2 separate regions of the Homo sapiens genome follow, and region 2 is linked to region 1. Evidence: chromatin loops called from intact Hi-C (ENCODE). Cell type or tissue: heart left ventricle. All regions are shown on one strand.

Region 1 (8,000 bases):
TAAAATGATTCTTTGGCAGATAGAACCTACATTGGAAATAACAGATTCAAAAAGGTTAATCAGTTTAAAATTAGTTTGCTGGCCGGGTGTGGTGGCTCACGCCTGTAATCCCAGCACTGTGGGAGGCTGAGGCAGGTGGATCACCTGAGGTCAGGAGTTCGAGACCAGCCTGACCAACATGGTGAAACCCCATCTCTACTAAATACAAAAAATTAGCTGTGCATGGTGGCGCATGCCTGTAATCCCAGCTACTTGGGAGGCTGAGGCAGGAGAATCGCTTGAACCTGGGAGGCAGAGGATGCAGTGAGCCAAGATTGTGCCATTGCACTCCAGCCTGGGCAACAAGAGCAAAACTCCGTAACAAATAAATAAATAAATATAAAATTAGTTTGCTAGTTCCGTGATTCATTTGTTTAAACATAAGACCAAGAGCTTGCAAATTTTATTTATTTGTTAAATGAGTAACTTTATGTCATGATACCCTCTCATGTTTCGTCTCAGTATGAGAAGATTTTTGTTTAAAACCAAAATACTGTACACATCAATTGTTATTAAACCATACATAGAACAAGTTTTGGTAATAGACACGAACATTAGACACCTGGGAAAGAGCATTATTTAAAGAAATCCACATTGATTTACCTCAGAAAGTGAACAACTTTCAAATTTAGTTATAAAACCAAGCTCACACATACCATCATCATAGCATGTATGTAGATTTGCTTAAAGTGAAATAAACCTGAAATGATTTTAATTTTTCCATTTTGAGACTTGAACCAATTCTTGGGCTTAGACGGCAGCATGAAGCAAGCTTGCAATTTAATGAAATGACCAAATCCAGTCTCTTTGTAATCTGCTCAGTAACTGAGCTCTAGGGTAATCTCCTGCACAGCATACAAAAAGAGCTTTGGAATTATACACTGTAAACTAAAATTAATCAGAGAAAGGTATGCCAATTTTAATAGCAATTCTTGTTTGCTTGGCTTTCCAACATCTGCCAGTGTTAATAATATTTAACTGACAAACTGCAGTGGGGAAAAGCAACAGAACTTTAAACATAATCAAGCTTTCTAAAGAAAGACATCATGCACAATGCTTCCTTCCCTTAAGAAATATTCAGCTACCTTTTTGGTTGCAATCATTCCATAAACATTATTAATGGTGTATTCTCAAAACACCGTGCTTTTTAACTGGCACTTAGGAAAAAATTTCATTCACCCATCCCCATCTGCCTCATTTGAAGGCATCATCTGTAAGCCTTGCTGCTAAAAGTAGAATTAAGTGATCTGGGGAATCACCGAATTCATAGGAAAGGTTTACATGCAGCTCTCTTCCGCCAAATTAAATGGAGAGAAGGAAGGCTACCCAAGTTATATTAACAGGATTCAGAATGCTGAATGTTACTTTTGACTCCCTTTTATTGACTGTTTACAGCTACAAAGAAAAAATTTTTCCATTAAGGGAAAACATTCTGGATTTTTTTTCAAGCAATTCCTAATAGCAGATGCTTTGTTCAAATGGGAAAAAAAAAAAAAAACCAGAAAAAAAAAATAACGCCATTGCTTCATTTAAAGCTCTTTGGTGACACCCACCCCCCCACCCACACACACACTCCTGCTAGCCCAGGCGTCTTCTGCTAAAACACCTGCAATACCCAATTTTAAAACTGTAACCTGACATCCTGGCCCAGAGACATTTAATCACAGATTCACTATTGCCACACGTGTGACTTGTAAACCTATTCTGAGCCGAGCAGAGTGCTAAGCACTTCACACAGTCTCTGATCCTGGAAAGGATGCATTACTAATCCCGTTTGATGGGTAAGGAAAAGGAGGACTGCAGGTGAGGATGTGCCTCAAACCACAGCCAACGGTGGCCCCTGGACTCACAGACTCTGCCCCTTTCCCCACGGCTTTAATTTTCAACCAAGCTTCTTCGTTCCTACGTGTTCCTCTCCCCAGGACCTGGAGAGCGTACTGCTTAGCAGCTAGGCGTGATGACTTTGCACCTTGAGAGCACTTTACTAAAACCAGGCCTTTTCCAGGTTGAGGGGGAAGGGCGGCATTCCGGGTTCAAGCAGGTGAGACCCAGGTAACCGGGGAGCGGCTCCTGGAGGCTTCTTGGACCCAGAAGCGCCGACTCTCACACACCTTGCCCGCAGTTCCTTCTCCGGGCACGGGTGGAGCGCAGCCAGGCCGCCCTGGCTGAGGCGGGCACGCCTTCCCGGGCAGCCCGGGATGCCCCGGACCCGCGGACCCGAGGGTGGGGGCCCTGCGGCGCTCGGGGGCTGCGGCGGGGAGCTCGGAGCGCGGAGCTGCCCCCGCCGGTCCACTTCAAGAACAAGTTGATAAGGTCCGCACCGGGTACCAAAGACCCCGGGCGGCGGCGGGCGGCGGCGGGCAGCGGGATCCCCCGCTCGCCGCGGACCCCGACTCTGGACAAAGTTGGCCGCGCTGCGGGGAAAAGACCAGGCCGCGGAACCCCGCGAGGGCCACGAGGCCGAGAGAGGGGAGGTCTTAAAGAGGCCCAAGGTGGCCATCACCCATCTCCTCCGAGCCACCTAGGCGGGAACAAAGGGCTTCTGTCTCGGGCAGGGTTGGCCCGGCCGCGTCCGGCTTCGGAGCAAAGAAAGTTTTCTCGGGATGCGGATGCGGGAGCGGCGGGCGGGGCTGGGGCGCGGGATACCTGCGGCCGGAGCCGCCGCGCAGGCCGCCTCACCTCCTCGATGGCCGCCACAGTGTTCCGGCACTGCGCCGTGCGGGTGGTGAAGCTGGAGGCCGTGGGCGCCTTGTAGTCCTCATGGGTCTCGGCCACGAATTCCGACACGGAGATCTGGTCCGGCATCGCCTCGGCGCGAGGGCGCTGGCGCACAGCCGCAGGGGCGCCGCCGCCTCAACTGCCGCAGCAGGCTCCGACCGCCGCTCGGACACCGCCGCTGCCGCCGCCGCTCCGGCCCGCGGACAAAGGGGAGCGCCGGGCGCGGGAGCCGCGCGGGGCCTGGCGGCGGAGCAGGGGCGGCGCGCAGCCCCGCGCAGCTCGGCCGGTCCGCCCGCCTGCGCGCCGAGGGCTCCGAGTCCGCTGCCGCCGCGTCCTCTCAGAGCGAGCCCCGAGGCGGGCGCGCACAGCCGGCGGGAACTACCCGCCACCCAGCCGCGGGCCCCGACGCCTCCCGCGGAGAGGGGCGGGTCCGGGCCGGGGGCGGCGGCCGGCCGGGCGTGGGGCGGGGCGGCGGGAGGACCGGGCCGCCAATCGGCGCGCTCGCCGCTGCCGCGCCGCCGGGAAGCGGATCCCGCAGGAAGGAAGGCGGCGCGCGCCCCGGCCCGCCGAGCCGTTCCTGGCCGCCGCGCGCCGCATTGTCTCGGCGTTCCGGGCCCCGCGCGCCGCGCCCATGCCCCGCCCCCAGCCGGCCCGAGGCCCCGACTCCGACCCGCTGCCCGCGAGGGTGCGTGTGGAGGTGCGCCCCGCCGGAGTCCGGCCTTGTGCGCGCCAACCGCCCCCCGCCCACGGCGCGGAGCACCTCTGGGCTCCCCACTTGAACGGCGGGCCGCGCCGGCCCATGAGGAAAGCGGGGTGCGGAGCTCGCCCCCTGCCGGAGGATGCGCTCCGCCGGCGGGCACCCTGCGGGGACCACAGCCGGACGCCAGAAGTGACCTGACCGTGAATGTGCGCTTTGCGTGCAGTCATTGCATCGTCGCAGGCCTAGGAGACAGATGAAGAGATGGGTGCTTATTTTATATAGGGGACACAGTGTGCCCAAGAGCACAAGATAAACGGCCGGGTGGGGATTCAAACCCATGTTCCCTGACTCAAGTGTGAGTGCTTCAGAGCGGTGAGGGGCCCCTACTAAAAGTCCCAGTCGCGTTTCCTAGGCTGCCCAATGATAGGTATTCTCGGTTATAGTTTTAGGGTACTAGGCCAGGACCCACCCTGGGAAGGCTGCTGAACGCCCTGAAGTGGTATTCCCGCAGGCAGAGGAGGGAACCGAGGGGGTGCAGGAGGAGGAGGAGGGGGAGAACGTGCTACAGCAGCCAGCCAACCTCACACAAAACCGGGCCAGTAAAGGGTTCGAACTGGTACCGATTTTTATTTACAGCTCTTAAGGAAATTCTCGGTTATACTGAAAAATCCAGAAGCTCTGAAGATACCAGTCAAATAAAATCACACCCTATAACTCTACACCAGACTTGTGGCATGGTTTCTGTAGCTGCCAGCGGTAAAACCAAGAGAAACTTTACAAAAACCTTTTGTGCATCTGAAAAGGAGGAAGTGTGAGAGACACTGGAAATTCAATATGTCAGACAAAGCCGTCTCCTGACACTGCAGGACAGTAGACCAGTCAAACAATCTTTTTAAAGCCCCCATGTAAGAAGTTGCTATATGAGGTGGCAGCTTGGGTCAGACATTATGTATGGCCTTTGGTATTTTAGTAGCACTGCATGTAAAATTTAACTTTCTAAAATCGCTGTATTCGTGGATAGCTTTTATCATTGCACTAGACAACAAGTTACAATTTAAAAATTGTATCTGTTTCTTTTTATGTTTTTTGATCCTTTTGGTGTCTGAAGTTTTCCTCTATTTGCAACCTTCTACAATTCATGTTTTGTGTTTATTATTTATATTAATACATCCTCTCCAACACCAGGCAGATTCTGTTCCCGCCTACCTAGTTTCCCAGCTACAGTTTTTGACATGAGGGAATATGCTGAATAACTTTTCAAGTCTTGATTTGTAGAGGGCTGGTCTCTATGAGGCTATGAGGGATCTAAGAAAGAAAGTCGGGTTTTTCCTTGATGTCTAGTACAGCATTAACCAGACTAATCAATACTTCTACAAGGACAAAGTTAAGCTTGGTATTCTCTGTTCTCTCTTTATATACAACTCCGGTTCTTGTTTCTTTTAGTTTAATTTTGCAGATACAGGAAGCTTTAGTAGCCTCAAAAAAATAAAATTGCAAAGCTGTGTTGCATTGCAAGGCTGGTGGAAAACAACAATTAGTTACCAAGTTCATTGGTGGCCTAAAGAGGATACCAAATTGGTAGAATGCTAGAGCCATTTATTCCTCCATCATCCCTTAGAAATCTAACTTGCCTACTGCATAAGCCTAGAATTAAAGCAAGACCAGAGCAAAACATAGCTAATGCCTTTCTGAGATTAATATAAGAATGAGTAGCTTCCAATAAATAACAATAAAATTAAAGTTCAACATGGATCAAGGAAACACTCTACACATACTCATTTTTTTAAATGCATCAAGAGAAGAAGAGTATGCTGGTAATGTCCTTACAGGCCTATACTTCCTTAACCAGAATTACTAAAAATCCCTGAAAATGTAGCTTTACAAATAGTTCTTAATAGTAAAATTCATCTGAAATGAACTGATGTGAGGCTATGTGTGGTCTTGTTTATCCTACCTCATGTGAATATGTATGTTTTGCTGCAAAATATAAACATGGTTGATTATGAAGTATTGCCCCAGACCCTACTGGGGGTAATTAGGAATATGTTATTATATGCAATGTGTTACCTTTCTAAAATCCGAAAATTTCTGAATCCACACATATCTGGCCCTTGGGGTTTCAGTAAGAGATTGTAGGCCTGTATTATTTTTTTTTAAAAAAAAAGGCGAAGAAAAAGGAGGAAGGAAGAAGGAGAAGGAAAGGAAGAGGAAAAGGAGAGAACGAAAACGTGATGTTAAAGACATCGTTTCCAGAGAAGAGACTCTCCTCCCAAAAATGAAATTTTTAGCGGCCCAGTGAGATTGGCCAACAGCCCATTTTCCAAAGGAATCTTCTGCCTCTAGTAGTTCACAAGAACCTGGGATTTATCACTCTCAGATCAAGGTGTAAAATATGTTCTTGACTCTGAAATTTGCTTGAGGGTTGGCTGGTTTACACAAGACTTGTCCAGTTCACTTGCTATTAACTTGTAAATGATTACTCTTGGAATGGGCAAATATGTGCTTTGAAAGAACTATGGTAAGAAATAGTAACAACAACCTAAAAACCCTGGTGATGTGAACATGGAAGTATAACTGAAAGTTTCTTTTCGTAACTTAATAATACTCTGCCCAAAATCGTGTTGCTGAAGGGACCCATTTATCCCCAAAGTGAGAGAAGATTGAGTACATTTACCACAGTTATCTCACTTTAGCACCCAGAAACTATTTTACAAATGAAAACTTGGGTTTTGGTAATAAATTGCTTCTCTGTGATAAGTAAGCTAGCCTCCCTAGGCCGGGCGCAGTGGCTCACTCCTGTAATCCCAGCACTTTGGGAGGCCGAGGCGGGCGGATCACGAGGTCAGGAGATCGAGACCATCCTGGCTAACACGGTGAAACCCCGTCTCTACTAAAAATCCAAAAAATTAGCCGGGCTTGGTGGTGGGCACCTGTAGTCCCAGCTACTCAGGAGGCTGAGGCAGGAGAATGGCCTAAACCCAGGAGGCGGAGCTTGCAGTGAGCTGAGATCCGGCCACTGCACTCCAACCTGGGCGACAGAGCGAGACTCTGTCTCAAAAAAAAAAAAAAAGAAAAAGAAATAAAGCTAGCCTCCCTAAAGAGTGTAGCTTGGACTAGCTAATTTCTAAGGCGCCTCCCCGTCCTGGTGTCCTGGTGTTCGTGCTGCCATTTTCTGTGTTTTATGTTAGTTTAGACACAAGAGAGAAAAATGCCACAAAGCATTGCTAAACATTAGTACTGAGACTCTAATTATTGTCCTAGACTTTTGAGAATGAGGCATGTTTTAGATGCCATTGGGAGCTAAATTTTTGAGAAAGTGGTCATTTTGTTAAGATGGTAGATTTAGATAACAAGCAGATTTATTCATTGCTAACTTTACAGATAACTTGAGGCCTGTTCATTTTTTTATTTTAACAAAGCAGTTTGAATAGATGACACACTCATTGCTGAACTGGAAAGAGAGTAATAGGTAAATTAAATATGATCAGTCATATACGGGAGTCACTTGTGCTGGCTCCAGAGACCTGATTCTTCAATTTTCAGGAATTTTGCAAGTTGGTTGTATCTCTTCTCTATGGTAGAAATATTATATCATGGTGTGCTAGTGAACATCTCTTCCCAACTCCATGTTCTGGTAGTTTGAGATTGTCCATGGTAGAGTATTTACAGCAGGAAAATTGGCAAATGATAAAAATCAAGGCCTGATTTATTGTTTTGTTGATTGTCTAACTTAATAAACTTAATGCAGTTATAGAGAAAGTATCATTCATGCGGATTAGACTTAAAGGTGTGTCAGGTCTACAGCCATCGCATTGTAAATAATGAAATTTTTGAGGAAATACCCTTCTAATATTTACAAACTAGTACATGATTGAGTAAAAAGGTCACTCATGTCATTGACAGATGAATAAAGTTATAGCATGCATCTTCACTGTTTCAGTTTTGTCTTATTAACATAAACAAAAAAGTCAACTAAATTCAGGTTGGAACTACACTCATTTGTTTTTTTTTTTTTTTTTTTTTTGAGACGGAGTCTCGCTCTGTTGCCCAGGCCGGACTGCGGACTGCAGTGGCGCAATCTCGGCTCACTGCAAGCTCCGCTTCCCGGGTTCACGCCATTCTCCTGCCTCAGCCTCCCGAGTAGCTGGGACTACAGGCGCCGCCACCGCGCCCGGCTAATTTTTTGTATTTTTAGTAGAGACGGGGTTTCACCTTGTTAGCCAGGATGGTCTCGATCTCCTGACCTCGTGATCCACCCGCCTCGGCCTCCCAAAGTGCTGGGATTACAGGCGTGAGCCACCGCGCCCGGCCTACACTCATTTGTTAATGACATGAGCAACTTTGCTGAGCTGGGCAATAATCAAGCATTTATTTATAGTCTTATTTTGTCAAATTGTGGTTGAATTGCAGACACAGATTGGCTATGAATGAAAGCATTTGGCCAAAATCAATGAAACCATTCTGTGAGAATCAATTAACTATATGGAATTTACACTAAAGAGTAGTGTGTAATTTGTAATTACTCATAAATTGTGTGCTACAC
Region 2 (8,000 bases), 110 kb before region 1:
AGCCGTGAGTTTTTATTCTGGAGAAAAGGAGACTAAACAAAACCAACAGAAAGCACTCAAAAAACAGAAAGGGCTGCCATGAAGACAAGGGAAGCAGCTCTTTCTGTAGAGCCTGAAGTAGACACCAGAAGACCCAAGTAGCATGTTCTTTCAAAGGCATCCAGTGATGAAATGGGCTACTCAGGGTTCCAGAGGGCTCCCTGTCATTAGGGCAAGGAGGACTAGAGTGTTTAAGAAGAGGCAAGAAATGTGATTTCTCTGTGTGTCCTGCACTGTGTAGGTTCTCAATAATTTGAAGGAGTGAATGAGTGAAAAATAAACACACAGGAGACCCTTTGGGAGGGATGTTGTTGTTTAATGAGTCTATGCATCCGGAAAGGAGTGTGACTGGAGGGTCCCTGGGACTAGAATTATACAACTCCAAGGTGTCGCTGACACTCCTTCACAGGCAAGAGACCGTCCAGACACTGGTCATTTCTCTTAATAATCAGGTATGGGACTACTGCCCAGGAATTTTAAAGACATCTAAAACCTATTATGGTTGTTACATATCACAAAACCTCTTGGGATAAATGAATCTCCCACATTAATAAAGAATTATTTCCTTTATTTATCCTACAATTACTTCAAGTTTAAAGGGTGCTGCTCCCTCCTCCTAAATTCTAGGGTTTTGTGAGGAATTCTGTCCCCATCCTACCCATGTGTGTCTCGATTTTACAGAATTTGATGTTATCCTTCTTCCAAACCTTTTCTTTTCAGAACCAGATGACTCTCTCAGGCACTCTTCTTCAGAAAGCCCTTTCTGCCCTTGGTCTAGTCACACACAGGACCATTTCCTATCAGCCACAGAGACGGGCAGCAAGGGAGGCTGAGTGAAGTGGGAAAGCTGCTTCCTGGCCTGGCTCAATTACTCTTACTGGCTGACAAGCAGAAACCACTGACTCTTGGTTTTCCCTCTGCAAAGCAGGAATCCGCTGGTCCCTTCCCATTTATTTCACCCAACTGGCACACAAATAAAGGATGCTGACGGACCAGGGATCCTGGGTGGGGGCCTCCCTGGGCTGAATGGACCTGCAGGGTTCTCTAGTCAACACTCTGCCTGTGCTTCTGAATGAATGTACACCATCAATGAAACTCCAGAACTCGGGGCCAAGCAACCTCGGGTATGGAAATGTAAGATTCCCATGGATAGAAGGAGTATCAAAGGTGTGGGGCTCACTGATTTGAGCTTTGTGATCCTTCACCACTGGAAAGATATCCTGAGCTATTTTTTTTTTAAACAATCTAATGAAATACTTGTACTTAGATTTGAAATGACTTCCTCATAACACCTTTTAGTTTAACAGATAGCTTCATATGGAAGTTTCTATTTCCATTCAGAGCACTCCAAGACACAGAGATTACAAAGTAAACACCACATTTCATATCTTTCCAGTATTTAAAATAATTGAAGCCATTATTCCCCCCATAATTACTTGCTTGATCAATTCCCTGTAGCTCGACTCTCTCTACTCTAGGGATGAGAAACTGTGATTGGGGAAGTTACAACTGCCTGAAGTCAACCAACAGAGTCTTGTCTATTGGTTGACTTCGGGTCAGGAAACCAATTCTACTTCTTGTAGAAACCGTAGTTCACATCCAAGAATCAATTCTCCATTCTTCAGGTTATTTTTTGGCAGATGAATCTGAAGGAGACAGGTATTGAACCCTCTTTCTAAAACCAAGGGAACTGGTATTTCAGAGAAACACAGATACAAAGCTAAGCAGCTTTCACAAATCACCAGGAAGATGAAGTCTGAAAACTGCCCTGCTATCAAAAACAGTAACGGAATGGACAAAGTGTTTAAAAACAAAAACAGAAAGAAATACCTCCTAAGAGAAATTGGTCTTAACTTCCCTCAATGAACTTTCCTGAAAATAACATCCTATAACCACTATGACATCTTAGACAAAGGAACAGAAGAAAACAGATTAGAAGAAGAAGACAGCATCACCAAACACATCTGTCATCAAAATGAACCACAGCAACATGGCTGATAAACATTCTTTTCTGGATTAAGGTTTATTTGGACAATCCCTTTAAGCAATACGAGGTTGGTTTAAATTTGAAATCCCAAATTACCTATACGTAAATTTAAAAACGAGAACACTCACATTTTTGTTTCATAGTCCTTCCAAGCTTTATCAAAAGGCTTTTTCAGATCCTGTAAACAAAGAATAATAAATTAGGCAAGACTAATCATTCACTTCTGTGCAAGATAAACTTACTTATCCCTGTACTAGCCCTGAAAGGAGCATTAATTTCTGCAATAAATGACGTATGTAATCCCACGAAAAATAAAGAACCAAGAGTACATGCTTTTAAGTAGACCAGTGGTGGCATTTCCTTTCTTTCTCTTAAAATAATATAGAATATACTAAATGTACACAAAAGCAAGGTGCTGCCACCCAGTTATGACACTCTTGGGCCACCTTGTGTCACCTGTGCCCTACTCCCTGCCCTGGGCCTAATCTGAAAGTAAATCCTGAAAGACAACCTTTCATCTGCAAATACTTCAGGATGTCTCTCTAAAAGAAAGGAACTCTAATTGATAGATGAATCTCATCACATCTAACCCTGCTTTAAGCCCAACGACAGAAATAGAAAGGCCGCCACATCCTCCTAGGGTCTCTTACTGCTCTTCCGTGTGCAATTCAGGACTTCATACACTCTGGTAAAGCCTGCCTCAAAAACTACTGAGCCACTGGAAATTCTATTGAATGGTCCTCACCTATTTATGCTCCCTTCAAAGGGGTTCTTCAGGGAGACAGAAATCTTTTTGTTGTTGCTGTTGACTACTTTTTGGCTTTTCAATGGCCTCAGGTAAGGCCCAAGTGCCACAGCCTGGCACACAAGTCCCTGCACGAACTGGCTCCTCCTGCACCCTGGCAGCCTGACATGCAGCACTGAGCCCTGCTCCCTGTGCGCACCTGCGCCTTTCCTCTGCCTGGGATGCCTTCCCGCCCGTGAGTTGGGCTAACTCCGCTGACCTGTTCTCCAAGCCCCTGAAGGCTCGATGGGGAATGTGTCTGAACAGCTCTCTCCGGGCACACTCTGTGAAGGAGACCCTGAGAGGCCTCTGTAGAGGTCCTGGAGATGGGTCAAGACTGGGTTTCCAGTCATCCCCGATGGGACCCAGGAATCGTGCGCAGATCCAAAGAATTTGAGTCTCCCGAGAAGGCAGCCACAATCACGTCCCTTCCGTGGTGCACGTCTGTCAGGGCTGGCGATGCGCAGGGGCAGCGCGCTGCCTGGCAAACGCGCCTCTAGCCCTGTCCGCTGCCCCCGAAACAGCTCCTGGCCTGCGTGCTCATGAGCAAACGCCCCTCCAGCCCCGTCTGCTGCCCCCTTAAACAGCTCCTGGCCTGCGTGCTTATGGTGGCTAGGCATGTCCTAAACAGCCAACATCCTCTGAAGGACAGAGAGACAAAGTTGGCTCATGCCTGACGACTGCGACCTTCCCAGCAGGAAAATACACCCTTGCTAGGATCCTTTCCCAGTGCTAAATGGGCAACGTGCCAGCTAGAAAGCCCGACTCCTCCCACAGGTTTCCCTGCTCCCTGGAGAGACCGAAACTCTTTACTTTTTCCAAAATAGCAGTTTTCTTTCCCTTCCCAGTCTCCTCCCCTCACCAACTTTGTTGTGCCAACAGGACGGCCAGAAAGGCCAGAAGTCACCACCTTTTTGGCTGAAAGGTGGTCCCAAGATGGCAAATCAGAGGAAGCTGAGATAAAAGAGCCATCCTATCGTCCCAATGAGAACGTACTGGCGTGGCTGCTGCCCGGCAGGCCAAGCTACTGTGACTCTACATGGTGTAAAAGCTGCCCCTGGTGTCACAGTGTCAATGTCATACCCCTTTCACTCCTTTCAGGTCCCCCTTCAGCAAACTGTCCAAAGGGAAGGAGATTATGTTGTTCATATTCTGAATCTAAAAAACAAAAACAAAAGGAGATTCTTATTCAGCTTCCTTGTGAATCTAAAGTAAGGACAGCAAGGACATTAGAGAGAACATTTGATAATGATTCACCTCCACCTAAAACCTGGCCGGTGCATGTACTGTGCCTTATTCAGTCATACATTCTTTGTAACAATTTCATCTTACAAATGAATAGAGGGCTAATGAAAAGTCTAGGTCTGTATATATTTCACAGTAACAATCTTATATTGTTATGCTAGAAAGTTTGTAAAGAGACAATCATTGCAGTGAAGAAAAAATATTTCAAAACATTCAATGACAGAATTACGTCGAAAGCCTAGAATAAAAGGAAACCCCCACTTCTGACTCTCAATCACGGCTCCACCCATAAGCTGGACTGTACTGGGGTTGGTGCTCTGGGCCCCAGGCCCCAGTCTCCACAGCAAGCTCCAAGCAGGGGAAACAAAGGCAGAGTCTTCTGTCTGCTGCAAAGGCACACGAGCGAATGCTGGGTGCGAATGAGAAAAGACGTGTGTGTGTTGGGGACGGAGAGTGTGTGTCAATGAGTGTGTACGACTGAGTGAGGGTGTTGTGGGTGTGTAAAGGTGTGACTGTGCTTGAGTATAAGAGTGAATGCACATGAGGGTGTATGTGAGTGAATGTGGGTATGAGTGATCGTGTAGGTGTGTGAGGGAGCATGTTAAGGGACTAAGGGTGTGATTGTGTGAGTGTGTGAATGCGATTGTGTATGGGTGTGTGAGGGTGTGATTGTGTACGGATGTGAGTGTGAGTGTGGATGTGAGTGTGAATGTGATTGTGTATGGGTGTGTGTGGGCGTGTGAGGGTTTCAGGATGTGATTATGGATGTGAGTGATTGTGTAAGTGTGTAAATGTGTGTATGGGTGTGTGTGGGTGTGATTGTGGATGTGAGTGCGTGAATGTGATTGTGTACGGGTGTGTGGGTGTGTGAGAGTGTGATTGTGGATGTGAGAGATTGTGTGGATTTGAGTGTGGGGTGTGATTGTGGGGGTGTAAGTGGGTGTGTAAGGGTGTAAGTGACTGAGTATAAGGTGAATGCACATGTGTGTGTGAGAATGTGAGTATGTGTAGGTGTGTGAGGGAGCATGTGTGTGTTTGAGGGTGTGTGTGTGGATGTGAGTTGGGGGTGAATGTGAATGATTGTGTGAGGGTGTGTGTGAGTGAAGATATGATTGTGTGAGTGGATGTGGGGGGCTGTGATTGTGAGGGTGTGAGGGTGTGGATATGAGTGTGTGTGATGCACGGGGTGTGTATGAGTGTGGTTGTGTGATTGTGTGAGTGTGGATGTGAGTGGGTGTGATTGCGTGGGGTGTGTGTTGAGTGTGGTGAGAGTGTGGATGTGAGTGGGTGTGATTGGGATGTGTGTTGTGTGGTTGTGATTGCGTGGGGTATGAGTGTGGTTGAGTGTGTGTGTGGATGTGATTTTGTGTGGTTGTGTGGAGTGTGGATGTGAGTGATTGGGAATGATTGCATGTTGTGTGAGTGTGGTTGTGAGAGTGTATGAGAGTGGACATGAGAGGGTGTGACGGGGGGTGTGTGGGAGGGTGTGAGAGTGAGGGTGTGATTGTGAGGGGGTGTGTGTTGGGGGGGTGTTGCTAGGCAAAGGAGATAAAAGGGAACAGGAAGGGCAAGAGCCTTGGTGCCCCCATTCTTCTCCCTGAAGCAAGAAGGCAGGAGAGTGGGGACACACACCGTCCGCATGGATTAAATTGGGTGGAATGGAAGCCTCCTAACCAACAGGTACACGAGGAGCAAGCAAGTCTCCGTGACAGCAGTTCAAATGCGAGTCAACTCAAGATGCGAAACTTCAGTCAGGAAGAGCCTTCAAGTACGGACTCAGAGCCCTGAGCCTGAAAAGATTCCCTCCCTCAAGTGGAAAACGAGCTCGAAACCCACTTTCGCACTTCCCAGGCTTGGACCACTCCCCTGAATCAACCCAAGGGCCAGTTCCCACTGCTGGGCCCCTGTGGCTTCTGTGACACTCTGGGCTTCTAGATTACAGGCCCAGAGAAGGAGAAGGACGAGAAGAGGGACTTGGGACCTTATGTATTCATTCATACCATCAAGCAAAGGAAAGTTTTATTTTTAGTATAATTATCTTAAATAGGAAGATAAAATGGCACCACTTTTAAAGCAATATGGCATCCGATTTCTATACACCATTCAGTGTACTAATTTTTTTTTCTTTTTTTTTGAAACAGGGTCTCACTGTGTCGCCCAGGTTGGAGGGCACTTCAGCCTCAACTTCTTGAGCTCAGGCGATCCTCCCACCTTAGCCTCCTGAGTAGCTGGGACTATAGGCACGGGCCAACATGCTTGGCTAATTTTTTTTTTGTAGTTTTTGTAGACAGGGTTTCACTGTGTTGCTCAGGCTAGTCTTGAACTCCTAGACTTAAGCAATCTGCCCTCCTCGGCCTCTCAAAGTGCTGGGATTACAGGCATGAGCCACCACGCCTGGACTAAATTTTACATTAGAAACAGAAATGTACTTGGAAAACACTGGTAAGGTGTATAATAACGTCTGCATCCACAGCCAATTCTGCTAAATAAATGATCAATTAATGACTGTCATTTCAGAAATAAACTTTTTTGGGGAACTTTTGCCCTAGGATTAAACAACTCAACATTTCTCACGTACCTGGCCTTCCTCCAAGGTACAATGTCATCAGCTATGTCTTGCTAAGATCAGCCTTAAGCATTAAATTTTTAAATGCTGAAAAGCGCAGTTTAAGGTGCGGTCTTAGGAACGACTGGAAGGAACAAGGACAAACAGAAGGCCGTGCTGATGAGTAACCTACGACAGCAAGCACGCCTAGATTTCCACTGTCATTGACAGTCCTGGCAGCCAGACAGGTGAGTGAGGAATGAAACTCCCGTCACAGTTCCCGCCTCCAGGGCCACATTTCCCTCTACTTGCAGGCAGCCCCAAGTATGCAGCCAGCTCTCCTTCCTCCAATGCTCTTCCTTCCTACAAAGCCCTCTCTCCCACCCTCCTCACTTGCTTGACACCCAAGAGTCATCTCTGACCCCAGTGCTGCCACCCAGCCGTGCGGCACGCTTCTCAACAAATTCCAGGTCTTAACCCTACATACGCAGACCCGTCTTCCAACATTCCCTCCATGCCATTCTCACGTCCACTGCCTTGGCTGCGCCTCACTGCTCCTTCTCAGGACTAAGGCTATGGCTTCCCCTGCTCCCTGCTGCCGCTTCCTAGTCTCTGCCTGCCCCACTCCCCGCTTCAGGGCTATGGCAGGCTTGTCTGGGGTTGTGTCCCTAATAAAGACTAAACTACTTATTCCTGCATTTCACACTCTCCACAATCCATCCTTATTTTCCATGTTTCATCTTCATATTTCTCCAAACTGAACTCTCTCCTTCCCTGATTCTACGCATGTGCTCAATTTGTTCTATTCGACGGAAACGTCTTCCCTATCCCTGCTGTTCAAAGCCTTCTCATCCATCAGGAGTTACTCAAACGCCACCTTCTCTACTAAGCAACCCCAGCAGAATGTGATCCCTCCCTCCCCCAGATCCTCCAATATTTTCTTTTCTATTTTTTTTTTTTTTTTTTTTTGAGATGGAGTCTCACCCAGGCTGGAGTGCAGTGGCGTGATCTCGGCTCACCGCAACCTCTGCTTTCCAGGTTCAAGTGATCCTCCCGCCTCAGCCTCCCGAGTTGCTGGGATTACAAGCACCCACAACCATGCCTGGCTTTTTGTATTTTTAGTAGAGACGGGGTTTCACCATGTTGGTCAGGCTGGTCTCAAACTCCTGACCTCAAGTGATCCACCTGCCTCGGCCTCCCAAAGACCTGGGATTACAGGTATGAGCCACTACACCCAGCCCCTTTTCTAAATGTTTTAAGGCACTTGGCAGGCTCTTCTCGTGTTCATCTTAGTGATCTCACACACTAAGTTCTAAAGGGTAGCATCCACCTTTATTGTATTTTATATTTACCAGAGCTCTTAGCATGGGGCTTGGCCTAGAATAGAGGCTTAAAAATTA

What was found. Peaks named below come from ENCODE experiments on the same cell type or tissue, not always from the same donor. Only the 100,000 strongest peaks of a DNase experiment are listed, where the experiment ranks them.
Region 2: a loop joins it to region 1, with 4 times the contacts of the local background. A loop is called at or near these places in 26 of 110 quality-filtered maps.

The regions. Positions count from the first base shown.
Region 1 is chr2:9,201,949-9,209,948 of GRCh38, reverse strand. ASAP2 (ArfGAP with SH3 domain, ankyrin repeat and PH domain 2) reads right to left here and starts at 3,137. Exons shown (of 28, transcript NM_003887.3): 1 at 2,719-3,137. The coding sequence starts at 2,844. RefSeq lists enhancers at 2,125-3,055, 3,056-3,988 and silencers at 3,418-3,601, 3,348-3,607. In heart left ventricle, a CTCF peak has its summit at 3,594 (motif pointing left); DNase peaks (open chromatin) are centred at 2,179, 2,798 and 3,408; H3K4me3 peaks cover 4,133 bases; H3K27ac peaks cover 3,211 bases.
Region 2 is chr2:9,314,492-9,322,491 of GRCh38, reverse strand. It overlaps ASAP2 (ArfGAP with SH3 domain, ankyrin repeat and PH domain 2), which reads right to left. Exons shown (of 28, transcript NM_003887.3): 4 at 3,894-3,968; 5 at 2,155-2,204. Among named protein-coding and RNA genes, the nearest start is that of ITGB1BP1, 110 kb to the left of the region's middle. In heart left ventricle, no CTCF peak of the experiment used is centred here; DNase peaks (open chromatin) are centred at 2,934 and 3,551; H3K4me3 peaks cover 849 bases; H3K27ac peaks cover 1,632 bases.